Linked DNA regions of Mus musculus: region 1 is linked to region 2. A link is a loop called in an ENCODE intact Hi-C map of the cell type or tissue named here. Cell type or tissue: heart. All regions are shown on one strand.

Region 1 (8,000 bases), 700 kb before region 2:
TTCCCGATCCCTGTACCACATATAAGTTTCGAGTTTTATCATTGCAATAAGAGTGTTTTAGGCTGGCTTTTCTAAAATAAATGGAAAATGCTGAGAGAAGTGTGAACATAGAGGCTATGCTCATTCCGAACAGTCGGAGGAGGGCCTCTTGGAGACTGCACTAGAGTCCCTCCTTCCTACACACTGGCAAAGAACTTGACTGCATTCTGTCTGTGCTGCGTAAGGCTGAATGTCATGGTAGAAAGAAAAAAATCAAGACAGTAGGAAATTCAGGCTACACATGCACATTGCTTTTAGTCAAATAGGTAGGAAAAGTGAAGAGGAAACAGCCAAAGGGAAGATCTGAAAATGGTGCAGTTTACCCCCCAAAAGAAAGTCATGTGACATTCCAGGCTAGTGTCACAATAAAAATTAATAGCAGTAAGTTTAGAACAATACAAAAGAGGACTTGTGGGCAACTCAAAATTCCTCAAGAACATACCCATGACCGGCTCTCAGAGGTCTAAAAAAATTAAACTCATTTAAAATATTTTAGTTTGACGGTCTCAGGGCGCCTTGTCCTTACGACTCACTTCCCTCTGGTTAGCAGTTGAAGAATGTAGAACTTCATCTAGACATGGTCCAGGGGCTCTGGTGCAACTCTAACCACTGGCAGGCCTTCATTAAAGTCCATGTGATGCTAACTTTAGAAGCACAGGTATGGGGCTCACAGAGGCTTGCCCTGCCAGTGTGCCACGGGGCAACGTCTGCACGCAGCTCTCACAGGGAGATGCATAGCTAGCCTGTGAGAGTGAAGCCAAGGCTTCACGGCAGACCTCAGGCACTTGGAGACACCAGGATCATGGAAGGATGCCAACCCAAGGGGTATGCGCATGCAGAGCAAGCCCACAAAGGCTGTGCTTCCAAAGCCCTTTGGAGCTCACAACTTGCCTTCCTGTAGCCCGTGTGACAGACTTGAAACAATATTCTTCAGTATTTCTTCTGTGGTGGTGTTTATACCTCTATTGGGGACCTCTGGAATGGAGACATTTGATCTGCCTTGTAGGGAAAGTTTATAACCTGCTCTACTGATTTTTTTTTTTCAGGGGCTAAGAGCTAAGGATTTTCTTTGTCCCCCTGAGGAGACTTTGCACTCGGACTTTTCAGTGTTGGAGCCGTCAGGACTCTGGGTACGTTTAGAGATGGACTGGCTTGGAGAGGAACTTTCAAGGGAGGCAGATGCTAAGGAGGTGCCATTGAGTATCTCCCTGTTTACCATGTGCTGTTAATTACCACAGGTGGTGCTTGGAGACCATAGGCCTTTAAATCATACCTAGTAGAAGGAGCCAAGTGCCTCTGAAGAGAGTCTAGGGACCCTGGCTGCTTCTTCTGTTGTATGCTTCCACCATGGTGTGTTATGGGATGTGACCAAATGCCCAGAGCAAGAACACTACAGAACCATTCATGGAAGCCTCTGGAAACACCACCCGGAATAAGCCCCTCCTCCTTCCTGCAAGTTGGTTTATCTCGGGTATTTGTAACAGAGACCACAGATAAAGAGAAGAGCTATGAGCGACAGCTGGCAATTTTATCAATAAAGGATGGAATCGTTGGGGAAAATCCAACTGTGAGTTAGAGTAGCCTCATGCTACCTGGAAAGGCAAGATGACCAAGGAGCAGCAGATCCATCCTATTGGCTTATACAGAAATTCATTCTGCACCGGATGCCGTGAGCATCGGATTCAGCAGGGTGCGCACAGGGAATTCCTCATCTAGAACAAGGAGGCCATTTAGTGAGTTGGAATTAGTGGAAGGTGTTAGTCTCTTGGAAGCCAATGCCTGGATACCCTCGGGGAGATTTCCAAACCCTTATTCCCTTAGGATCAAAGTTAAGAAAACCTGTTTGGATGAAGATAAGGTTCTTAGTGAAGACCAAGAGATACAAGGGACGATTGGAGGGCTACCCAAATAAGTTCTTTAAGAGGACAGAACTGGGGTCTCAAAATTGGCCCCACCACCACGGGCATCTGCTGAGGCAGGTGGCTCGGGAGCCCCCAGTGTTTAGGTTCCCCTTGAGGGCGCTCTGGTGTCTATAGATGTGCTTAAGAACAAGAGTTGTCTTCAACACGTAGAACTCTGGCCCATTCACTTGCAGGAACTCCGGAGTGAGCGTTGCCCGGTGGAGGAGTGAACTTGGTGCACTGCTCCGACCCAGCTGAGCTTGGAGGGAAGCCCAGCCTCAAGCTAGCGGCATTGCTCTTGACCAAGTGCAACCGCTTCAGCCTGTGACTCTGGTATGGGCATCTCTGAGCCGTGCTCCTTGATGAGAGCGTGGGTGCCACGCTGCAGCAATGAAGGTAACTGACTGACGGGCCCTTCTGAGGCTCGGCCCCAACAGCAAGGCTGGAAAGACTGTGTCTAGGAAACATCTGGGCGTTGTCAGGATATGCAGCGGCACTTACAAAAGAGAACAGAACAAAAGAGCGCATACACTTTTAGGTATTTCTACCAATCTTTTTATTTTTTTAGTTATTTGCTGTTTTTTAATAGAAGAGGAAATTTTAGCAGGACTAAGCTTCATGCAATATTTTCTTCCTTAGTTATTTAAACTTTTTTTTTTTTTAACTTACAGAAATCCTTCCAATTACAGATCAAAGCACACGAAAAGAAACACTTCTAGAATCAAAACCAGGGTTAAGGGTAGGTAGAGGACGAAGGACTCTGTGGTTTGTTCAGCCTAGAGGAATGAAGGAAATGATATTTCAAAGTGAAGACTGAAGGGCAGAGCTCATCACCGTGGGACATAAATATGATATATTGTACAGTGAGGAGGAGGAGGATGCTGAGGTCAGGATAGAGCCACGTTGTGCCTCAACCATATACATCTCCAGTCAGGAAATCCTGCTTCGTGACAGCAGGAAATTCAAGAGCACTGGGAGGTTCCAACCTCAGTCCCAACTTCTCTGTGGTGCGAAGGGGGGTTGGGGGGTGGTGGCTATCACGCTGGGCAAAGGAAGCTCTGTGTATTCCAGGGAGAAGAAGGGAGGAAATTAGTTACCCAAAACAACTAGGTTCAGAGGCTCTGCTGCAGGGAGAAAAGCCCCCACATCCCACGAGATTTCAGGAAGCCGGTCCAGCCCTACTTAGCAGCATGAATAGGCAGAGGAAAGAATGTGAAGGCAGATAAAGAGGGCTGCCACAGCCCCAGCTGGGCCTGTTTAAATAAGTCTGGCATCGAATGGAAGATGAACAGGGAGGACTGGGGAAAGGCATGTGGCTCTTCACAATAGTGCCCCCCCCTCCGAACCTCCCCGCCCCGCAGCATTTTTTCTGAGTGGGCAGGGAGTAAGGAGTTGGTCCAGGGGTTAGATGACCCCACCCCACTAGGATGGTGGATCGGATGACCCGTTCACGATGAACCTGTAGCCTTCAACTTTGTGATAGTGACATTTCAAACAGTGAAAGTGAGAGTGGTTTCTGAAAGTGCTCTCAGGAAGATCCACTCTCTGCCCTCTCTGCCCGCTGACTTAAGGACTCCACATTCTGGAGGTGACACTGAACTTGACACTCATGACTATGCTGTCCACTTGTTGTTGGAATCAAGCAGACGCTTTTACGAGTTGATACATTTCTATAATGCCTCTGTGGCAAACAGAAGACTGGTGGAAACCATCTCCCATTCATAATTTACCAACTGCATGTTCTGAAGAAACCATTGTATTTAGAAGGCACACAATGACTGCGACATTTAACGTTATTCATCATGATGCGCGAACCCCAACAGATCGTTTACTGGAAAGTATTTTGAGAAATTTACAGATGGGAAATGGCAGGCACCACAAGTCTGCTGGGTCTCTGCCCATTCTTTTCAAAGGTAGGAAATGTCCCTTTTCTTTGTGATATTGGCTCACCACTCTGTGAACCGGAGTGAGTAGACTGGGTCAAAGGTGAAGGGAGCGGAGCGAGCAAAAGTGTGTGGGTGATTACTGCACACGGGCCTCCTTCCAGGCAAGGTGGTCAGGTTGATCTCAGCACAGTACTCTCCCTCTCTCTGCCAAGAGGATGCGGTTAATTGGATTGGCAGATGTGGGAGGAACTGACGCTAGCAGATCATTTAACCAAATGCTTTAGTGTTTAACTGGATTCTCTATCAAGTGGTGTGCATCTACGCGTGCAGTCATTCTCACAACAAGCTTATAAGGGTTAGCCCATTTTACAGAAGAGAAACCTCCCAGCAATTTTGCTTTAGGACACAGAGGTATTAAGACACATAGTAAGATTTATAGCAAATGCCTGACTTAGTTCCCCCCTTTAGATTTTAAAATATATTTACTTAAGGTTATTCATCCATGGGCATATATTCATTTAAAGATGGGATTGGCAGTCCGTAGGTAAGCTTCCCGTGGAATTCCTTGTGTTGGGGAGGGAACTGGAGAGAAGGTGCATTTATGTGGACTCTTCTCAAAGTGCCACGCCCAGCGTTTTCTCCCACCGCAGTGGCTCTTCTAAAGACCATACAGATTGAAAATCCTACTGCTCCTTCTATCTTTACCTGGTCCCTTCAGATGGTCCTGGGTAAAACTTTATTTCAGCTCTCACTGTGAATACTCAGGATTGTGAACCCTTCAAAGCAGAAAATCCCACCATCAGGAAAATTATATTTGATGTTTGCTCCTGTTTGGACCACCCTGTGGCTGCCACTGCCTCTGCTGATGTCATCATCATCATCATCATCATCATCCTCTTGTGACCTGTGTAGGACCTGTGCTTCTGGAGCCATTCCAGAGATGGGAGGTGGTGATGACGATGTCTTGGAAACCTCTGGTCAGAAGCTTGGCTTTATATAGAGTGTGGCCAGATGGCTTTGTCATCTGCCTTATCCACAAGTCTCCATTTGATAGGAATTCTGTGAAGTATAAGCCAAAAGGAAATTCAGATTAACTCTGCAGATAGTCAACAGAGAGAGAGACAGACAGACAGGCAGACAGACAGAGACAGAGAGACAGAGAGAGAGACAGAGACAGACAGACACACACATAGAGGGAGAGACAGAGATAGACACACAGACTGAGAGACAGAGAGAAACAGACAGACAGACAGACAGACACAGGGGTAGGGAATGCAAGGATGCTGTGAAGGTTAAGAGAATGGACGTACACCTGGCACTGAACGGTGTCTGGCAGCATTACATGTCGGCTGTTATTGTCACTGATGTTTTAATGTGTTGCTTTCTGAAGATTTGGCTGTAAATAATTAAAGGACATGTGATCTAAAAAGATGTCTTAAAGTCCCATTTACTGAGCCATTTTTCTTTGTCATTCTTTTCTCTTACGTCCTTATTCTCTCCGTCCTTACAAAGGTAGTTTCTTCAGTCAGCAAAGATACTCTCATGCAGAGGACAAATAACGTGTCCACGCTTGGGGCCACTGATTTTAAAATGTGACATTATAAACCGGTAATGTTCACTATCAAATACTCAGGGATACCAGAGAATGAGTAGCAAAAGCCAGCCATTTGTAGTGATGCAGTTTTGAGGGGCAAAAATCAGAATGCCTTGAAGAAGTGAAGGTAGTCAGCGGGGCCTGTGAAATATCACCACGCAGATGCATTGTACGAACAGAACTGATAGAACACTGAGGTATTTCTGAGAACCACACAGTCTTTCTTGGCTCTAGGTGAGGTTAACTTGGGTGTGGGAGAAGTAAGCTCCCAGCAATATGACCGAGCCAACGCCAACACCACCCTGAGTGAGTGGCTTCTGGGCACTTGTCTCCTGGATTTGAAGAATGAAATTCTCAGAGCACAGTGGGCGAGTTTTAGAAAGATGCACCTTATTGTAAGGATCTTCAAAGCAAAAAGTCAGAGCTCTGGTGCATAAGAGGGGTCTCCGGGAGTGGGTGCCACTCAAGTGCCACTGTCCTGGACTTAACAAGGCTTTACCTGATGAAGAAATGGAGCCATCATGAACTGTCCAGTTTCCACACTAGGTGGCCAGGTCTTCAGTATGGTTTCCAGGAGCGAGGTACCCATCTAAGGAAGAAAGACAAAGAAAAGCCAGACCTTCCTCCTGGCATCTCTGGCCTCCAGTAAGCATAAAGCTACCAACATGGGCCCAAGAGCTTTTCTGGATTTCAGTTAACAGAAAAACAAAAAACAAAAACAAAACAAAACTAAAACTATTTCCTTTGGGCTCTTTTACCCTAAAGCTGCCTAGCCAATTTTTATCTCCCCTTCTTATCAATAAGCAGAAGGGGCAGAAAGACCATTTACAAAGAAGTAATGGCAATGTCCTCTCAAATTAAAACTGACATTTGTTTTGTCCCCTCCTGTCCTACTGTAACGTCTCTTAATCCTTATGTTTCTACTTCTTGCTATTGATTTTAAGAAATGTTTGACTTGAAGATGTAAAAGTCACAGTGGCAAGGTTGGGTCAAAATGTTCATTTGTTAGAGATGTAAGTACTTTGCATATAACTTTAAATTCACACTGCGACCATTCTCTACCTCTTTGGTGGCATCTTTAAGGGGATTGATTTTGTGTGTGAGAGTGAAGGAAACAGAAATTTGCATGAGAGTTGTGTGGGAATGGACCAATGCCCTGTTTCACAATAGTGGTTTTTTTTAATTATTCAGGGTTGTTTGTACATGTGATGAGTTGTTGAATCTTTATAATTCTTCATCACCAAACTCATTGTTCAGCTGCCTAATCTCATTAATAGATTATTTCTACAGAGTGGCTTATTTGTATATGTGTGTGTGTCTCTGTGTGTGTGTGTGTCTGTGTGTATGTGTGTGTGTGCGTATGTACACCAAGCAAATGCTCTATCACTGAGTCACATCCCCAGCTATTCTCATTTGGTCTTAAGTGTGCATTACCTGACGCTACCAAGAGTATTTGTTCTTGCAAGTTTGGACAAGAGAATTTAGAGTCTTATCCCTCCAAGGCACAGACACTGGAAAATACTGTTTTGTTAATTCTTTTAGGTCCATATCCAGTCTCTCCTGGAAACTTGATTTTCACTTCCTTTTTTAATCAGCTGCTCTGTAAAAATATTCATGTTTCCCTTGCTTTTGCCACAGAGAGGGCCTGCACAGCTGTTCCTTCCCTGTTATCTTGCTCTGACGTGTTTTCCACAATGCAATGCTAGAAAAATTCTACACAATCTCTGTGAAAGGATTAGAGAATAAGCATGTGAAAAGTTGTAATTTTAAAAATCTTTTCTTCTCTTAAAATCTTTGTAACTAAAAATGGAGATGTTGGTTGGTTGGTTGATGTAGTTTTCAATCATAGAGAAAGGTTGAAGTTATAAACAAAAGATATGGAAGAGTCTATTTTGAGGAGAATGGTTTAAAAAAGAGAAAGTGAGGAGGGGAGGAAAGGCAAAGGAAGAGAAGGGAAGGGAAGAGAGAAGAAAGGAGGGGAGAGGAGGGGAGGGGAAGAGAGAGGAGGGGAGGGGAAAAGAGGGGAGGGGAGGGGAGGGGAGGAGGGGAGGGGAGAAAGAGCCCAGCGGCTTGTTCATCAGTGAGTCTATCTGAGAACAGTTGAAGCACACATGACAGCTGACATTGGATCGGACTAGCTGTAGTTTCTGTATTGTACTAGACTTGCAAGATTCTACCATTTTCCTACATATTTTGAGCATCACTACTCATCTACCCATCACTTAAATAACTTGGTCATTATGGCTAACCAACTTGAAAGAAGTCTTGAATTTTTCCCCATAGCCAATTAGCCAAGTTATTTTCATATATCCAAAGTATTTCTTGGGTATATGGATATAAAGTATTTCATGCCTCTTTTTTTAAAAAAAATTTACTTTGTTGACTAATTGACTTTGTACTGGCATTTCTTCTTACCCAAATAGTTAACTTACGAATGGGACTCTCTGGCTCATATAGTTTATATTATTGCTAAGTCAATGCTTATATGCTAAGAGTAAATGGAGCTGTTATGTAATATAGCCAGGCTGGTTTGTCATGGTTTCAAGAGAACTGAGATCTTTTCTTAAGACATGAAAACTC
Region 2 (8,000 bases):
AACACGTTTGTCATGGGAGGGTGACTCCGGGACCTTCCATTCACCTGTATCACACTTGGCGTCCCCAGGAGGACAGGGTGATGTTGTCTCCAGGCATGTGTCAGTCCGCTTTTCTGAAACATTTTGATGAACACTTGGTTCTGGGTTAGAATAAATGGCAGGGCACTGAGGAGGGAAACAGATGGTCTCCGGAACCCTAATATGGACTGCAGTCTGGACCCTTTGGAGAGGCTGGAGATATTTTAAAAGAATTGATTATTAATCTCATCCATGATAGGGTCTCTTAAACAAGGCAACCAGGGGTGGCCTTCCAAACACGATCTCACAGGGGGTGTATCTCAACTAGTATCTCTTTCTAGGAAGGGCCATGGGTGAAGGACTACGCCCATTTCTACTGGGTTTAAGAATTAATTTAGAGAGGATGGGCTTAGTAGTCTAGTTTATGTGTGAACTGTCTGGAACTCTGAGGTTAGGGGGCTCAGTGGAGTTTCTAGGTTACACTTAAGGCCTTGTCTGGATGAAGTGGAGACAAGTTCATTATCTGATCCAGTCGATGGGGCAGCCCATCGATTAGAAAGGAGTTTTAGCCACCGTCAGAGCAGTCTCCCTGCAGATAAAGCAAAGGCTCTCATCTCCTTGAGAAGGTATCCTCAGACACGAACAGAGACTTACTCCCAGGGCAGACTAGGCCAGCCTTGAACTCAGATATCTGACTGCACCTGCTTCCTGAGTGCTGGGATTAACATGCCTGGCTAACAGTTTTGTTTTAGTTTTAGTGTAAAAGTAATTCTGGCTTTTCTATGCCCACTCTAACTTCCAAATAAAGGCACAGAGACCTTATATTTATGAAAAGTCTTCTTGCACTGTATCTGGGCAAGGCTTGCATCTATTCCAACCCAACTATGCTGCCTGCTACCTGGCCATGTGCCCCGTCGTCACCTGACATCTTAGTCTTGGTCCTGGCTGCTCCGGCTCTATCCATCCTCCCAAGGGAACCATCTCTGGGGAATCCTGGCAAATCTGGTCAGCATCTGAATACACAGTGCACAAAAACCACCTCCCAACATCTCAGTGTTTGTTTCTGTAGCTAATAGGCTTCTCTTCTGATAAATCATGGCGGACATGGCATTTGGTAAGGCCAAAACTGAGGCTCTGGTCCGAGTCTACTTTAGTTTCTGGAAAGGTTGTTCCTCTGCTTCTGTCTTTTAAAAGGCGAGTCTCCTGCCTTTCCATGACAGAATAATGGGCTGGGGCAGTTACAGCAAACCCAGCAATCCACAGCTTGTAATGTTCCACATCCCCAGAAATTCTCCTACCGGCTTCTTGGTTTGGGGGATAGGGGTCCTGAGGATGGCTGCTTCCCTTGGGGTATCATTGAGCGTTTCCTCCCGTGCGTGAACCACTATCCTACCAGATAGCCTATATCCTACTAGAGACCTCCATTTGGCAGAGCTCAGCAAGCCCTCTGTGTACTTCAAATAGGAGGTGGTTGGCAGCTGCTACCTGTAGAAGATCATCTACACGCTGGAGTGGAAAGGAGCCAGGGTGTGACAGCCCGAATCCGGTTAAGTCGTTTTATGATGTCTCCCCAAAGAGTCTAGGGGAATTTTAAGTCATGTCCAGGTTAGCTGGCTATTCTCATTGGGCACTGGATCAGACTGTTCAAAGGCAAATATGAGCTGGCTCACTGGTACAGGGGGAATGGGGAAGAGAGCATCCTCAAGAGAGCATCCAGGCTGTCTATACAGCTCTGGATGTCTGTGAGGAGGGGACAGAGCAAAGTGTACAGATTTGGAATACAGGAAGGCATAATCTAAGCCAACTGGCATGGGGTGAGGATGTCAGCTTCTAACAGCCTCTGGATATGAGGAGCAATTTTTAGTCTAGTCTTTTGGTTTATGGGATATTGCCGAACCCTTATGGGCATGGCTGTATGGGTGGTACGCTGCCAAGCCTGTTGGATTTGTCCCAGCCCATACCTTAGGAAACTGTCGTTGCAGGTCCTGGAGCAGGATCCCTGGACCTGGATTTGTTTCCGGTGTGGAGTCTGGGAGAGCTAGAAAATGCATTTCAGACAGAGGGGCAGGTAAGCTGGGTTGGTAGCAGGTGCAAAAGAAATTCTAGGTTTTTGAGGAGTAAAGGCAGGTGTGGCGCCTAATTTTTGACAACTATCTCTGCTCAGGAGGAAAAGGGTGATTTGGGACCACGTGGAAGGAGTGAGTATCATACCTGTGGCTCAGGTTAACTGTTCTTATAGGTGTGAGATTATGGTCTGTAATTGGTGCCTGTGGCTCCTTGTACTGGCATTTTTTTTTTAAATTATTTTTTGGTTGCTAACTGGCCCCATTTCTCTGTTTTTTTAGGATCTCTTCCTTGGACCTGAGCAGTTCAAGCCCTGGGGAGCTCAGAGTGAGCTGACTGGACAGCAGCCAGCATACTCTTGGCTTCGCCTCTGCCTTTTAAGTGTCTTGGCATTGTACACGGAGAGCTATGCACTCCTGTAAATCCCTCTAACTTTTTGGAGTGTTTGTTTGTTTGTTTTTGTTTTGTCTGGAGGTGATTGAGTGACAAAGTTGAATTTAATGTCCCAGCATTTTCCGGAGCCAGTGGGTCAATAGAGGTATACAATTTTAAGGGGTTCTCTCTCTCTCTCTCTCTCTCTCTCTCTCTCTCTCTCTCATCGCTTTAGAACCGCCCTTAAGGAACTTCAGAAGTCGTACACAAATTAATGGTTTTTCGAGGGGCACCCCGATTTCCACTTATAAGGTACAGGTGAAAAGTGTCCAGGGTCTGAGAACCTGTGTGCATGCTGGGGTCCCAATCGGGGTGTTTGGGTGAGAAAGTTGCTTCAAAAGACAGTAGCTTTTAGCCACTGTACCGGTGGCTGAGGCCAAAAACCCTTTCTTGCCTCTGTCCTACTAAGTTCCCTACGAGCCAAAGAAAACAGAATCAGAATTGCTGGCAAACATCCCATGTAGGGCGATGGGTGTGAGAGACAGATTGGCACTTATCAGCGGAGGGGGGGTGGGGGGTGGTCTGGATCTTCCAGTTATACAGATCTGAAGCAGAAAACGGAACAGAGATCAGGAAAGGGCGATTCCCTTTCTCTAAATCACTGCCCACCTCCCCCACCCAGAGGGTGTGGTGTTTCCTCTGACTCGACTCTGCTGACGGGACAGGGGCGGCCCAAGGCGAGCGCAGATCCTAGGGACTTTGCCCTAAACAAGCTTAGGCTGGGGTGGACTCCCCACGGTGGAGCCCAGAGCTGACTTGCCAGGGGGAAGCAAGGGGGGAAAAAAAGTTAGCAATGGCGTGCAGATGGTGCCACCTATTGGTAGAATCCGGAAAACTCAGCAGAATTTCGATCCATCAGTCCTTTTGAGGGGGACAAGACAAAACAGAAACACCAGTCAATCAATCAATCAATCAATCAATCAAATAAACATCACTGTGAATCAAACTTGTCCATCACACGGTTAATCATTTACATAACTTGGCTGGCCATTTATTCAAGCAAACCTGTATCTATCATAAGCTAGAACCAGATTCCAGGGTCTCTCACTCTTGGCATCCCAACTTCATGTGCAGGACTGGAAAGAGTTGCCCATTGGAAGTTGTGTTCCTAAACCAAGAAGACCCAAGTTCAGTTCTCAGAACTCAGTGGAGAGAGTTGGCCTCTGACCTCTTCTCACACCCCACCCCTGCAATAATAACATTAAAATTATATTTACTTTTATTTTTTGGAGTCAGGGTCTCTCTAGAAAGCCCTTGCTCTCTGTCTTGGTTAGGGTTTTACTGCTGTGAACAGACACCATGACTAAGGCAACTCTATTAATGACAACATTTAATTGGGGCTGGCTTACAGGTTCAGAGGTTCAGTCCATTATCATCAAGGTGGGAGCATGGCAGCATCCAGGCAGGTATGGTACAGGCAGAGCTGAGAGTTCTACGTCTTCGTCTGAAGGCTGCTAGTGGAAGACTGGCTTCTAGGCAGCTGGAACGAGGGTCTTAAACTCACGTCCACAGTGACACACCTACTCTAATAATGCTACACTGAGTAGTTTGACTCCCTGAGCCAAGCATATACACACTACCACACTCTCCGAGAGTTCACTGGCGGACCAGGCTGGCCTCAAACTTACAGAGCTCCACCTGCTTCTGTCTCATGAGCGCTGGGACTAACAGTGGGCACCACTGTGCCCAGAAACAAAATGAATAGCAGCTGAGAAGGACAACTAATTTCAACCTCAACCACCACGTGCAGAAGTGCCACTGCACACAAGAAATCACACACACACACACACACACCACATACACACACCACACATACACACACACACCACACATACACACACACCACACATACACACATACACACACACACACACACACACACACACACGCACACCACACATACACACACACACACACACACCACACATACACACACACACACACACACACACACACACACACACACGTTGTGATGCAGAAATCATGCAAGTGGCACAGAAAGCTCCTTTTGACCCTCAGAAGATCCAAGGCCTTTCTTGAGTTGGATCCTGCTGAAGAGACATCTGTGTTCCTGAAATGGCTCACCTCCCTCTATTTAATGCTGCCACTTCCCGTTTCCGTCAATTTGGGGGAAGACACGTGAAAAAGCAGCTAAAGAAATTGTATAACAACAACAAAAACATGATGCATTTAATTTAAAGTCAGGTAGAACGGGGTCTGTGCAGGCTCTTGTGACGTCAGGACAGCGCACTAATATCCAGCAGGGATGGGACTGCTCCCGTGACTTCTCCATCACCCAGGCATCTATCGGAGTTGAGGATGTAGCTCTCCTAGAACTTCCCCTAAGGTATGTGCGCCAATCTCCAGCTCTGCAGGAAGAAGGAAGCAAAAGCCTTCCATCCTTTGATTGACACAGCATATGTAAGTTGTTTTGTGTTTTTGTTTTGACTTGTTTTTATCTTTTGCTTTGTTTGCTTGGGGAACCTGACTGTTTGAAGATTCTGGTGTCCCTTTCAGACTGAAGGCCAGCTTCCCACCTCCACCTGCCACAAATACCTCGGTGATGGAAATAATGGGGCCCCGAAGGAGGTAAGTTAAAATGAGATCATCCGGGTGGTCCCAAGTGCAACTTGTCTCTACAAGAGGAGATGTAAACATAGATATGTTTGCACAGACGAATGGCCAGAGTGGATGCAGGGTCCACCTGCAAGTTCAGGTGAGGTGCGGGACCTCCCAAAGAAACCAAACCTCGGACAGGTTTATTTTAGACCTGAGCTCAAACGCTGTGAGAAAGTTAATTTTGTTTGTTTAAACCACCTAATCTGTGATATGTTGTTATTGTAGCAGAGCATTGGCCAAAGAGCCGGCTGCTCTTTAGAAGGTTTGGATGGCCTTCTCGAATTCCGTTTAAGAACTAAAGGATCCTAATCTCAAGAGGCAGCTAAACAAATAAACTGTTCATTTGTCAAAGTTTCAAAGTCTTTGTCCTAAGACATGGGCTATTCAGTATCAGGGTCCATGTTATAGACCGATGTTTTTACCCAGTGCTTACAATGTATCAGAAGGGTTCTAACACTTTGCTATACAAACACATTTTATCTTCAGGAAACTTGTTATGCTTCCTAAGAGCAGCTGTTATTTTGCTGGGAAAAAAAAAATATAAGGAGGTTGAGGCTGTCACTAAATGGTAGAGAGCCCTCGGTCGATATGCACAGGGCCACAGTCAACCCCCAGATTCACAAAGTAAATTTAAAAACACATAAAATAAAGCTAAGGCGTTTGGTTGAGTTTGATTTTGGGACAGGGTCTCCTCTGTAGGTCAAGTTGTCTCCAAACTCACTGCCTAAGCCTGCTCATTATTAGTACTGAATATGTGAGCCACTATGCAAGGCAAGATACATTTAAAAAGAAAGCTAGGCAGATAGACATGGAGTTAGCTCAGTGGTAAAGTGCTTGCTATGCGTGAGGACCTGAGTTCAAATCCCCAGTCCCATGTAAAAACAGGTCATGGCAGCACATGACAGACAGAATGTCCCAGGGATTTGCCCACTAGACAGGCTGGCCAACTGGTGAGCTCCAGGCCTAAGAAATTAAAATTTTGAGAGAGGAAGAGAGAGAGAGAGAGAGAGAGAGAGAGAGAGAGAGAGAGAGAGAGAGAGAGAGAATACTATTAATGCATAGACTGTATGATTTCTCACATATGTTTGGCTTTGGACAGGGGCAAGGGGCTGAGGTCCCTTCATTTTACATATGAAAGCAGACCTGACATCCAGGTTTTCCCAGCAGCTCTCAGTCCATACCTGGCATACCCTGCTTCCAACCCTGAATTTTTCAGCTCAGGAGCTGGGCTGTCCTTGCCCCAGAGCCTCTTACCTATATAATCCTAACATTTTGGTCTCTCCTTCCTTCTTCTCTCTCTGCACTGGTTCCCCCCTCCCTCCATGGCGACTTCCCTTGCTTCTGTCCTTGGGGCCAGTGAACTCACCCAAGGGCAGCTTCCCAGTAAAAGTACCTTTAATATATTTGAATCTGGCTTGATTTTGGCTCATTTAACCGGTGGAGAAATAACCTATCAACAAGGCCATGTTAACAATCAGAGCTGGAATCCAAACCCCATGGCAACTTTACTTAAAGCTACCAATCCAGGCTACCTCTTAATTCTTAGACCTTCTACTGACCGCTCACACACCCAACAGACACTTGACAGTTCAGCAAATGCAACTAAGACGCTTACTTAAATTCACGATCAAATTCTCCCGCCATCCTCCAGGAAGTTCTCTTGGAGAGTAACTACCATGATAATAGGTACGTGCAGTAGGGATCCTCACAGATAATGGCTTGCTACTAGGATTAGCACCAGGTTTAGCAGGCCGGTTTACTGGTCTTTTATCTTAAGTCTGAAGTTCATTTAAATGATAAAAAAAAGTTCTCTGCTGAGAGGTGATTCTGAGGGCCTCACCCAACCAAGGGCTGGGCTGCCACACCTGGTGAGTCAGACCCCCCCCACCTCCCACCAGGACGGTAGTAATTAAGACACCCCTGACAGACCAGGCGGGTCAGATGGGCTTGGCTGCCATCTAGTGGTTTCCAAGGCTTATTTGAGATTTCTTGTACCTTTGACCTGTAAATACAAAGTTGTTTTGTCTTGTTTTACTTTTTTTGTTGTTGGTTTGTTTGTGGTACCCGGGATGGTGACTTAGAGCCTTCTGCATGTTAAGTAGGCAAGTGTTTTACCACGTGAGCTGCAGCAGCGGTAGGTAAGGACTGAATCTAGGACTAGCAGGCGTGTCTTTATGTGTGTGTACGGTGTCTGTGCATCTGTGTGTGGGTTGCATTGCCTGTGTGTGTGTGTGTGTGTGTGTGTGTGTGTGTGTGTGTGTGTACGTGTGGAAGCCAGAGCTCCGTGTCAAGCACAGGTTGTCTTCTTCTATCTCTTACTGCCTTTTTTTGTTTTTGTTTTTTGTTTTTTTTTTTTTTGTTTGTTTGTTTGTTTGTTTCTGAGTGAGTCTCTTCATTGAACCTGGACCTCACAGATTGGCCTGCGTGGCCTGAGATTTATCTGGTGCTAGGAAACCTATGGTTTTGAGATTACAAAGGGAACTGGGGAATCCCAATTCAAGTCTTTACGTTATGTAGCAAGCTATCGGCCTAAACTCCAAATAGTCATCTTTTGAAGGAGCAAATGTCCACAGACTTGTGGGGTTAGTCGGACCAGCCAATGAGCCAATGAATGATCAGGGCCTCTATTCCCAGTCTGTTCACACCTGATGACTCATGGCCATCTCCTCTGTCCACACCACAAGTGGACCTACTAAGTGCTTCTCACCCAAGCCCCAACCTCTCTGGACTCTATTTCAACCCAGATTTCTTATGAATTTCAAAATGTGTAGACAATCATGTATGGCTTGTCCTTTGTTTGAACTTGGAAGATCCTCAGATGTGTAGATGGCAACAGAGGTTATTGTTAGCATTTTGTCTAGGCTCCG

Evidence for each region. A loop is a pair of places that touch in the nucleus more often than their neighbours do. Peaks named below come from ENCODE experiments on the same cell type or tissue, not always from the same donor. Only the 100,000 strongest peaks of a DNase experiment are listed, where the experiment ranks them.
Region 1: a loop joins it to region 2, with 5 times the contacts of the local background. A loop is called at or near these places in 7 of 42 quality-filtered maps.

Annotation. Positions count from the first base shown.
Region 1 is chr3:52,950,817-52,958,816 of GRCm38, reverse strand. It overlaps Gm30351 (a long non-coding RNA gene), which reads right to left. Exons shown (of 5, transcript XR_375652.4): 4 at 5,920-6,009; 5 at 4,318-4,885. It overlaps Gm30402 (a long non-coding RNA gene), which reads left to right and starts at 925. Exons shown (of 3, transcript XR_867282.1): 1 at 925-1,169; 2 at 1,278-2,478; 3 at 2,612-2,641. In heart, no CTCF peak of the experiment used is centred here; DNase peaks (open chromatin) are centred at 2,986, 3,976 and 4,766; H3K27ac peaks cover 4,099 bases.
Region 2 is chr3:52,253,171-52,261,170 of GRCm38, reverse strand. Gm30125 (a long non-coding RNA gene) reads right to left here. Exons shown (of 2, transcript XR_375648.1): 2 at 4,675-4,883. Among named protein-coding and RNA genes, the nearest start is that of Foxo1, 11 kb to the left of the region's middle. In heart, CTCF peaks have their summits at 3,324 (motif pointing left) and 7,088 (motif pointing left); DNase peaks (open chromatin) are centred at 2,430 and 3,160; H3K4me3 peaks cover 797 bases; H3K27ac peaks cover 512 bases.